Linked DNA regions of Homo sapiens: region 1 is linked to region 2. Evidence: read pairs that join two places in POLR2A ChIA-PET (ENCODE). Cell type or tissue: Panc1. All regions are shown on one strand. Each heading gives the region's core, and the rest is flanking DNA. Links, peaks and the distances in the headings are about the cores only.

Evidence for each region. ChIA-PET counts read pairs that join two places held together with the same protein. Peaks named below come from ENCODE experiments on the same cell type or tissue, not always from the same donor. Only the 100,000 strongest peaks of a DNase experiment are listed, where the experiment ranks them.
Region 1: POLR2A ChIA-PET joins it to region 2 with 5 read pairs; 2 of 35 experiments call an interaction of 5 or more read pairs at or near these places.

The regions. Positions count from the first base shown.
Region 1 is chr4:123,308,796-123,314,177 of GRCh38, forward strand. It overlaps AFG2A (AAA ATPase AFG2A), which reads left to right. Exons shown (of 16, transcript NM_145207.3): 16 at 5,093-5,382. The coding sequence ends at 5,269. Among named protein-coding and RNA genes, the nearest start is that of SPRY1, 85 kb to the right of the region's middle. In Panc1, for the core only: no CTCF peak of the experiment used is centred there; no DNase peak of the experiment used is centred there; H3K27ac peaks cover 48 bases.
Region 2 is chr4:123,110,457-123,115,838 of GRCh38, forward strand. The region is part of intron 14 of AFG2A (AAA ATPase AFG2A); the gene reads left to right. Among named protein-coding and RNA genes, the nearest start is that of AFG2A, 190 kb to the left of the region's middle. In Panc1, for the core only: no CTCF peak of the experiment used is centred there; no DNase peak of the experiment used is centred there; H3K27ac peaks cover 2,414 bases.

The DNA.
Region 1 (5,382 bases), core at 329-5,328, 200 kb after region 2:
GTAGTTAAGTAACTATTCAGTTCAGCAAACATACCTTGACTATTTACATAGCCAGAGCACAAGTAAGTGCTTTGGCTGCTACCACTGTTGCTGCCCTTTGACCCATTAAACACACTGGCCTTCCTTCTGTCTCTCATGTCCTCTCCCCATCTTCTCAGAAACACAAGGAATATGTCTATATGTCTATTCCTTGTGTTTCTGTCCTCCACCCGCTTCCTTTTTCTATTTTGGAATGGGGAGAGCAAAAGTAAAAAGCTATGCTAATAAGCAAGAGCCATAATGTGCCCTGATTGAGTTGTTTGGTATCTCCCAAAGTATGTGCCAAAGATCACCATTAAACCATTTATAGATATTCTGCCAGAAATAGGAGGGGAAGAGTTCTATGGGAAACAACGAGTGTCGTAGTCCATTCTGGCTGCTATAACCAAATAACTTGGACTGGGCAATTTTTAAATAATACAAATTTATTGCTCACACTTCTGAAAACTGGGAAGTCCAGGATCAAGGTGCCAACAGATTTGGTGTCTGGTGAGGGCCTATTCCTCATAGACATACCTTCTAGCTGTGTCCTCACATGGTGGAAGGGGCCAACCAGCTCCATCAGGCTTCTTTTATAGGGGTACTAATTCTGTCAGTGAGTACAGAACGCTCACAACCTAATCACCTCCCAAAGACCTCACTTCTTAATACTAGTAGCATTGGAGATTAAGTTTCAACATATACATTTTGGAGAAAAACATTCAGACCATTGCACTGGGTTAAAGAAAATCAAACTGACCATCATTAGTAGCCTTTGTAAAACCTTTAAAATTCTATTGTGCACCATGGGGAACAGAATATATACAGGTTGAGTATCACTAATCTGAAATCCACAGTGCTCCAAAATTCAAAACTTTTGAGTACCAACATAACACACAAAGGAAATGCTCATTGGAGCATTTTGGATTTCAAATTTTCAGATTACAAATGTTCAACCAGTAAGTAGAATGCAGATATTCCAAAATCTGTAACATGTCTGGTCCCAAGCATTTCAGATAAGGAATACTCAACCTGTATAGTGTTGCCCAAAACTTATTTGACCATGGAATACTTCTCCTGAACACACTGATTTCTTAACGGAAATGCTGGCGTGGACCATGAGAAGAGCAGGAGAGCTGCACTTTTCTTGGGAGATATTATATCATATCTTGGAACTCATACCACAGTAAGTGGCTCCCAGAGCAAATAGAAACCAGCCATCATGGACATCCTAAGAATACATCTGTTTCCAAATCTACCTTTTTATTCGCGGTAGGAGAAAAGAACCAATAATCCAGTCAATGCTTTTGCTTTTGGAATTTCTACTAAGAAGCCTTTTCATGAGGAAAAAATAAAAACAAAAGGAACTTTTAGGAGTGGCGCTCTGTCAGCTGCTTGTGCATCAGCTGCTTGTGGATTTGGTTTAGAGCTTTAGAGAGGACTGGCATTGACTAGCTTTCACTGTCATTGTGGCCCACATGACTTTGAAAACACTATCATTGTGAATTTTAGTTATATTTGATGGTAGAATTATTCTTTTAAAAAAATTTCTCCATTCTGTCTACTGAGGCTAGTTCAATGTAATCCGTGTTTTCTTTCTTCCCACCTTGCTGCTTCTCTACTCATTTTATTCCTTTCCCTTACCTGTATGCATGTCTCAGTTCTGTTCTTCACACTTTGGTTTCCAAAGCTGTAACTTATTCCTTCTCTCCACACTAAAGCCCTTTCCATTTGCCTCCCTGAAAGTACTTCTAATACCATGGTACACACGGCATTTACCTTACATGCATCCACTACTGGTTTGTGAGCAGGGGAAGACAGGTGCTATATCTTAGACATGCCTGGATCTTCCACCTGGCTTAATATAGTTATTGCACAGAGTAGCTATTCAGTGGATGTTGATTGACGAAAGAATGACTGGCTAATTATTTGTAGTGTCCTGGTTACATTTCCCTCAGTTACTGGCAGTATATTGCTAAGTAAATGTGATAGGAAAGTAAGAGTGGCAGAAGAAGATGACCTTATTGACTAGTTCTTCAGAGCATCCTTTATAAATAAAAAGAAACAGAGTAATGTTTATTGAAGCAAGTGTTGAATTCAGGCAGTGTTTCTCCCGCCCTAGGACATACAGACAGCTGCACTCCTTCCTCTACACAGAAGAAGTCACGTTCATATTGAGGTCCTTGAGTACCCATGTTTCTCTTTTCATTAACACTCAGAAGTTCTCTAGGTCATCCCTATCTCATCCAACCATTAGTGATCTGGTCAAAACTCTGTCCAAGTTTTCTATATCTCAAGTTTCGTAGTTCTCCAAGCTAGATGGAATTGTTTAAGAGACAGGGGAGTACTAAATATAGTAGGGAAATTTTTCCCAAATGTTGACATATACTAGAGGCCCCAAGTTACAAACATTCACATTTCAGGTGGTCACTACTTCTCTGACCATAACTGATCACTAAAGCCGCTTTGTCATTACCATGTAAGCCACCACAAAACAACAACTTATAGCTCATAGAAAAATCTATAGCAGCAGGCTGGGCTCGGGGGCTCACACCTGTAATCCCAGGACTTTGAGAGGCCAAGGCGGGCGGATCACAAGGTCAGGAGATCGAGACCATCCTGGCTAATATGGTGAAACCCCATCTCTACTAAAAATACAAAAAACTAGCCAGGCGTGGTGGCACGCGCCCGTAGTCCCAGCTACTCAGGAGGCTTAGGCAGAAGAATCGCTTGAACCCAGGAGGCGGAGGTTGCAGGGAGCCGAGATTACGCCACTGCACTCCAGCCTGGTGACAGAACGAGACTCTGTCTCAAAAAAAAAAAAAAAAAAAAAAAAAAAAAAAGAGAGAGAAAATCTATAGAAGCAAATGTGAAGGAAAGTAAGTGATTCTGCAAAGAGGAATGCCCAGGGGAACTGACCCTAAGGACAGCCTTCTAGGCCCTAATGATATAACATTTCCCACTACCTACATTTATTTACTGTGCTGTATTAGGCTCCCTGAGGTTCCAGTGATTACAGGAGTACAACCATTTCTTCTTCTGCCAGTTTGATTACTGTGTGTTGAGAGTGAAAGCCTGTCTGACAATTGGTTCCCTTCCTCGGATGTGCCAGCGGGGCAAACCGCCCATCTCGCCATGTGAATCAAAACCCAGAAACGTTGAGAGGTTCCAGGCAGCCTTTTGGTTACCTCTTTTTTTCTCAACCCTGCTCTTTTTCCAACCCCCGCCCTGGCCACCATGGTACACATGCTCATCTGGCCACTCTGTTGGATGTGTTTCCATCAGACTTTACACATACCCCTATTAGCAAGATCACTGCACTGTGCAAAAACAGGGAGATATCAGTCATATAGCAAATGAAATAGTACAGTAATTAATATTTGTCCACTCACATAGTAGGTGCTCAATAAATGTTCCCAACCATTATGTGCCAGGCTCTCTATTCTCTGAGGGAGTCTCAGCTATGAGGGGTGGGGGAGGTATGCAGGAGAGAGAAAGAGAGCTCCGTCACCTGGCAGGAAATGTAGTGCTCTTTGCCTCTTCCAGTGATTCTTCAGACTTCTTAGCCTTGCAACCATTGCTTCAAATTCTTGTCCAGATGAAAGAAGTGCTGCTCAGAAGGGTGTGGGTGGGGACTCTTCCCACTTGGTCCCTTCACCTCCCTTTGTAGAGATCTCCAAGGTCCCCTTAGAACACAGTGGAACCATTGGATAGCCAGTTTACCATGCTGGTCATTTCACAGGTTTTTACTGTGCTTATTAATTATCACATTCTTGTTTTCAAAAGAGCTCTTTTTGCACCAGAACATGTGATAAAGTGGTTTTACTAATCCCTTGAAGTTTTGTTTTTTCCTTCAACAAGATGATAGCCACCCTCTTTTTTCAGAAAAACATTAACATGCATAACCACTACAGTTAACTTCGGCGCTCATTAATGAAGCCCAGAACTAATAGTTACATTGTCGTAATTTGACAAAGCCATCTAAATCTATGCATGTTTTTGAAAGCTCCCTAAACATGCTGCTAAATCCCCTAAAAAGCTACTAAACTGCTTTGGCAGCCATTAGCCCAGCATAAGCAGAGGAACTCTTTTCAGTGAGTGAACAAACAGAGAAAATACGCTGAATGGATGGACAAATGTGTTTCAGCTGGCCCTTTCATTTACCAATATAAGGGCGCAGTCAATATCAATCACTGTTTTCCCTGTTGCCCTGAAAATCACAATATCTCTTTTCATCCCACAAGCTCTTTTCACTACCGTAATGTGTCTTTAGAATGACACTGGCATCAGCCTGCTTCCGCTGTCTGAAGTCCAGAGAGCTTAAAAACACATTTCGGGATTCTTGAACCTTCCTCCCCTTCCGTTTTCCTACTGCCTCCTCCCTCCTCCCTCTGCATCCATTCCGCCCCCTCCCCAGATTCTTTTCAATTCTTCCAGCTTTCCTGGCTGAGTAAACAGCATTCACTTCTCTGTTCTAATGCAGCTCTCCAAAGTAAATGTTGACAACCCTATCTGATATTCCTGAGATTTAAGAACTCATTAAAGAGATACACATAAAGAAATGCTTTTACATGTTGGTAATACATCAAAGGTTGAAAGGAATGTGGAAACTCTGTGCTATGACACGGTGTGTTGATGAGCAAGGCCTCACTCTGTATCAGAATATCTCCCCCTCTGCCCTCCCTTGACCGTTGGCTCCCGCCTCCCTCCACCACATAGAGACATGCATCCTTTGCCATCCCTTGTTAAAAGTATGTGCGTGCACAGCTACCTACCCTTACAGTTAAGAGCAAATGCCCTTAAAAGCAAATGCCACTTCTTAGATATCTTTTGGCACTCCTGGTTCTGAGTACTTAATACGTTGCTTTGGGATGAAGGAAAGAACAGAATGCTCTGTATATGATTACCTTTTATCCTTTTGAAAACTTGAGTGGACTAATTCTTGCAGATAAATTTTAGCAATGGGCATTTAGTTGTAGAAGGTACCACAGATGAATATTTGGAATATTATGTTTCTAAAAGAGTACTGATTGTTTTCTACCTCCTTTTATTTACTTATTTTTTAAAATTTCAGATTGTAGCTGTCTGCAGAGAGGCAGCTCTTCTGGCTCTGGAAGAAGACATTCAAGCCAATCTCATCATGAAAAGACATTTCACTCAGGCCTTGAGCACTGTGACACCTAGAATTCCTGAGTCATTGAGACGTTTTTATGAAGATTATCAAGAGAAGAGTGGGCTGCATACACTCTGAGAAAATATATATATTCAAGATGCTGAAAATCCTTTCCAGAGAAAATTTGTTTCTTTTTAAAATTTTTTGAGAGTGTTAAAAAAAATTTTACTAGGCAAAATGTTTGAAGTATG
Region 2 (5,382 bases), core at 66-5,065:
AATGTAATCCAAGCAAAACTATCATGTATATACTGAATTTTATAGGTATATCTACAGAAAATTAATATTTGCTTTTATGCATTTTATTACAAGTTTATTTTGTTAGGTATTATATTTGAAGTAAAAAATAAAATACAAAATTGAATACATAAAGGGAAATCAGAAAAACCCAGAAATATTACTCTAAGATAATAACAATTATTACCACTTTTATTTGAGCACATGCACTATACCAGGCACAGCACACCGTGCTTTATGTACATAATCTGTAACTCTCCTGACAACCCTGCAAAGTAGTACCTCTGTTTACATTTTGAAGATGAGAAAATTACTGCTCAAAGAGATTAAATAGCTTGCCATGATTCAGGAACTAGTAAGTAATGAAGGCAGTATTGTAAGGCAGGACTTTCTGTCTCCCCAGATACCTTATTCTTTATCCCGTAGCATGTCATTTTTCTCCAGTATTGTCATGATGTGTCATCAGATGACTATACTTTTTATCCATACTTTATTTAAAAATTTTATGTGTTAGAAAACTTATACTCTAGACATTTAAAATTTAAATTTTCATAACATAGTATGCTTCTGAATAACCTGAGAAGAATGTTACACAAAAGGAGATGGCTTGCTGATTCCGTGGAGTAATAAATGCCTACCTGTTTTCATTTTGAAGTTGAAGCCATTGCTTCTAATTTTAAGCCAACCTGTATTTTTTTTTCATTTTACCTTTCACATCTTCATAACATGTATTTGGCCTTATATAGCTGTGAAAATTGATTGTACAAATTGGTTTGAGCATATGAGACCTATGAACACTTGTATTCTGACTTAGCATAGAGTTTTATATTTTCTGAGTAGCATAGACCCATATATTTTTGGACACCCCTCGTATTTTACATTTAATAGAATGATGAACATGATTCATTAAGCCTTTCTTTGATGAAAGACAGAAACCACAGAGCAATGAAGATATTGGCATTTCTGATAAAGTTTGTATATTAAAGTCTTATGGTAGCCTATGAAAAAGAGCTTGTTTGGAAAAATTGAGAGATTCAAGTTTTGTATTATACTTAAGTTTTGTCACTTCATCAAATGCCTCCCTTTCTATGTCTTATCATGAATTTATTTTTTTCCCTTTAATAGTAGATCAAATATAGATAGCCAGGAAAGAGTAAAAGGTCAGTTATGGTAATATAGTGAAGATGTTTCATTCATACTTTAATATTATACAAGTATTAGTTTTGTATTATACTTCTTCTTCTTCTTCTTCTTCTTCTTATTATTATTATTATTATTTTGAGACAGAGACTCACCCTGTCGCCCAGGATGGGGTGCAATGGCATGATCTCTGCTCATTGCAACTTCTGCCTTCTGGGTTCAAGTCATTCTTCTGCCTCAGCCTTCTGAGTAGCTGGGATTACAGGCATGTGCCAATTTTTGTATTTTTGTGAAGACAGGGTTTCACCATGTTGGCCAGGCTGGTCTTGAACTCCTGACCTCAGGTGATCCGCCTGCCTCAGCCTCCCAAAGTGCTGGGATTACAGGTGTGAGCCACCGCACCCAGCTATACTTACTATTTTAGAAGAACTTTATGAACACTATTAATAATAAAATTGCTTTAAATTATTATCTATTGAGTGAATGAATGGCTGGCTGACTGAATGAATGCATACATTCAGAACTCTGGACTCCAAAATCTTTTAGAGTCTCCCTTTGAGTGGAAACTACTCTTCCTTGATTTTGGAAATGTTAAATTAAAAGATAGCTTAATATTGGTGTTGCTCCTTTCTATAATTGTCAAAAAGAAGTTATAGTGTCCTCATAAAGACAAATAAGGAGATAAAGAAAAACAAAAATAATTGAGTTAAATTGTTAATTTTTGTTTGTTTTATGTGATCCTCAGATTCTTGGGATTAAAATTCAAGCAGGGATGCAGTCTTCTTTTGAGTTACATGTTAGAGTCTGTGACATTAGCATTCTCTATCTCAAGCAGAAATGCTACCAAAATGGTTCTTGATTTAAGGATGTGATTTCTTTTATAGTCAGTATTTTTAACATATCACATTTGAGTCTTTTAAAACTTAACTGCTTCCTTCTTTCACATATCAGTTTCTCTTCCATCAGAGAGAATAGTGATATGGAATCATTTTGTCTGAATGGTTGGCTAAAAGTACATACTGTAGAAGGTAGAAACTTAAATACAGGATAATGAATTTTTTTTATATCTGATTCCCATTAGCATTGACATTTTTTTTTTCTGTTTCCAGACCATAAAAGCTTCTTCCAAAAGTATCCACAGGCACAGAAGCTCTGTTTAGATTTTTCCTATGTGCTTTCTTTTCTTGATATTTTGATTTTTTTCCAAAATGAGTTTGCTGTTTACTTTTGATGAAGTAAATATCTATATAAAATCTGAAGATTTTTATTTCTTGGATTTGGAGGGCAATTTGAACATTAGATTTTAAAGGCTTATACTTAAGATGACCATTAGTAGTTAAATCTGGTTTATAACTAATCTAGTGTAATTTAATTAATAGAGGTTAGTGTGGAGTCATTCATATATTTATATTTCCTGTTTCATATGTTTATAAATATTTGATGAGTATCATTGGCTTTTTTTCTCCAATGTGTTTGGATTCAAGGAATTAAGGGTCTGTATAAATACTTATTTTTCTGTGTGTGCATTTTCTTGTGTTTATTTTCATTGGTTTTGAGTTTGACTTAATATACACATGTGCATTTAAAAAGATGATCTTTCCAAAAGCTTTGCTTGGGATCTTTGCTAGGAGGATGAGTTAATGGATGGAGAGGGCTGCTTGCTTTACTGTTTATTTTCCCAGACAAATCCATGGAGACAGGCTGCTAATAGGATAGGAGAAAAACAACAAAAACAAATACAGCTTTTTGGCCTGGAACTGAATTGTATTATCTGTACTGTCAGAGCCTTTGCTCACTTACCCAGACGATCTCTACAGGGATTAAAGCTTCCTCCTGCATTTGCGATAACTTTCAGTATGCTGCAGCGTCATATCCAGTTAATATTAAAAAAAAAAATCTGGCTGTAAATAGTTACAAAATCCTCACCAAATCAACCTTTAGCAAGAGTGATTGTGCTGATTAATCAAACAAGATTGTCAGTAATTAAAGGAATACAGATGACTTGGATTTTATTTTCAGTTTTCATATGTAAATTCTTGCAGCCCTTCCCCAAGGTTGGGCCTGATTTTGTTATGGGATCTTTGGGCTGTTGCTTTTCTGACCAGCAACCTCTGTGGCCAGTGGCGCCTTTGCCTGAGTTCTTGTCCTGCATCTAGGAAGAATGAGGTACATAGACAAGTGGAGGGTGAGCAAGACAAAGAGGAGCTTTATTGAGTTAGAAAAGCTCAGAAGAGGCCTGCAGTGAGTAGCTCCTTTCTGTAGGCAGGTCATCTCGTTGAGTGTTGAGCTCTCAGCAGAGAGGAGGCCTGGAGTGGGTGGCTCCTCTCTGCAGGCAGGTTGTCCCGACGAATGTTCAGCTCTTAGCAGAGAGGGTAGCTCCTCTCTGCTGCTGGTCATCCTGTTGTCTGCAGCTCTTAGCAGAGAGGAGGCCCTGAAGAGGGTAGACTCCTCTCTGATGTTGATCATCCTGACCTCAGCAGCTCTCAGCAGAGAGGGTAGCTCCTCTCTGCAGTCGGTCCCTCCACTGGCTCTGCTCTGCTCTGGCTGAGTCCAGGGCTTTTATGAGCCTCAGAGGGGAGGAAGTGCATGCCGATTGGTCCATGGGCCTGCGGTAAAGGCACCACAAGTCCCCACTCTGGTCCGCAGGGCTGGCAGCCTGGCCCCCAGCCTTCAGGCCTGCCCTGTTCTGAAGATGAGGCCTCACCAGGGACCTGCCCTGCCCCTTCCCACCCAGGAACCTGTCTGCATCCTGCTGCTGCCCATCACACCCAGGCTGCTCACACCCGTGCCAAGGAGCACCCACAGGCCAGCCCAGAGCCTCATTCAGCTCCATCTTGGCCTCCCTCTCCTACTTGGCATCCATAGTCCAGAAGGGCCAAGGTGGCAGGAGGCTGGTGTGTCAGTGCTGCCTGGAGCAGCACACACCTGGCTGGGCCACAACAACGCTGGGACCAGGAAGAGGCCAGGCAATGGGAGCAGATACCCCTGAGTCTGCTGATGATGGGGGACCCACCTGGGTACTCGAGAGCACCAGGAGACCCAGGCCCACAGCCACAACCCAGGCAGCTGCAGCTGTGCCTGGGGAGCTCTCACCCTACCAACTCATAAGGGGCAGAGCTCCCGCCAGTCCCTGGCTCTGCAGAGTGTGCAGCATTGACTGTGCTGCCTTCTCTGCATCTCCCACAGTGGTGGCAGGTGAGGTGCAGGTGGCATAGTGGCCCTGGCCAACCCAGCACAAACAAACCCGATGCTCCCAGGGCTAGTCCTGTGAGTCCCAGTGGCAGCACCTTTGGCCAGGTGCTTGTGGGCTTTCAAGACATGGTGGGGCGCGAGGTTGAGGCTGCAATGGCGGCTCCGAACTTAGTAGCAGGTCCTGCTACCTGTGCGAGGGTGGAGGTGGCACAGTCCACCTTGAGGACATGGGACACAGGAGACTGTTGCCACTGCTGCTCTCACAGTTGCTTCTGCTATCCTGTCTGCCTCCTTGCAGCCTGGAGCAGGGCTCCAGGCCATCGCTGGGCTGGGCTGCCGTCCAAGGCAAGGATGACATTGCCGCAAGTTCCCCCTGTGGACCCGGCTCTCGGTGGCAGCCTGGGGCTCCTCCTCGCACAGCTTGAGACCCTGCCGGGGGGCACCTCTGGGGCAGATCGCGGGCCCCAAACCCAGTTGTCGGGAGCGCCAGGCTGAACAGTCACTCCGACGTGGGGTGGATCCTGGGGTTGCAGCGTCGGTGGCCCGGGCTGAGCCTCCAGCTGAGGTGCAGGAACTTGGAGCCGCCAGCAGGGTGGGTGCGGCGACAGAGTCGCTTGCCAGGTCTGGGAAGCGGGCGCCACTCCCGCTTTCCACCCCACACCCCTGAAGTACGGCCCCACTGTGCGTTCAGGCCCACCTCCCTTCACTCTGTGCGCAACTGCAGCACCCCTGGGTCCAACTCTGCCTTGAGACCCCTCCATGCCAGACCGTGCTCTTCCCCCGCCTGCAGGTAGGTCAGCCCGGCCCCACCTGAGTGGATCCCAGGGTTGGGCTTCCAGGGCAGCAGGCCCCAGGTACCGTTCGCCTTGGAGTCCACCTGAGGATCCACAGCCTGCAACCCCACCTGCACCCACACCCGTGCCCCACCACAGCCGGTCCCGGCTGCCAAAGTGGCAGTGACTACTTTGGATGGCCCGCTGCTGCCATCAATTTGAATGGTTTATATTTTGCCGTCCTTGTTGAGAAGAAAAA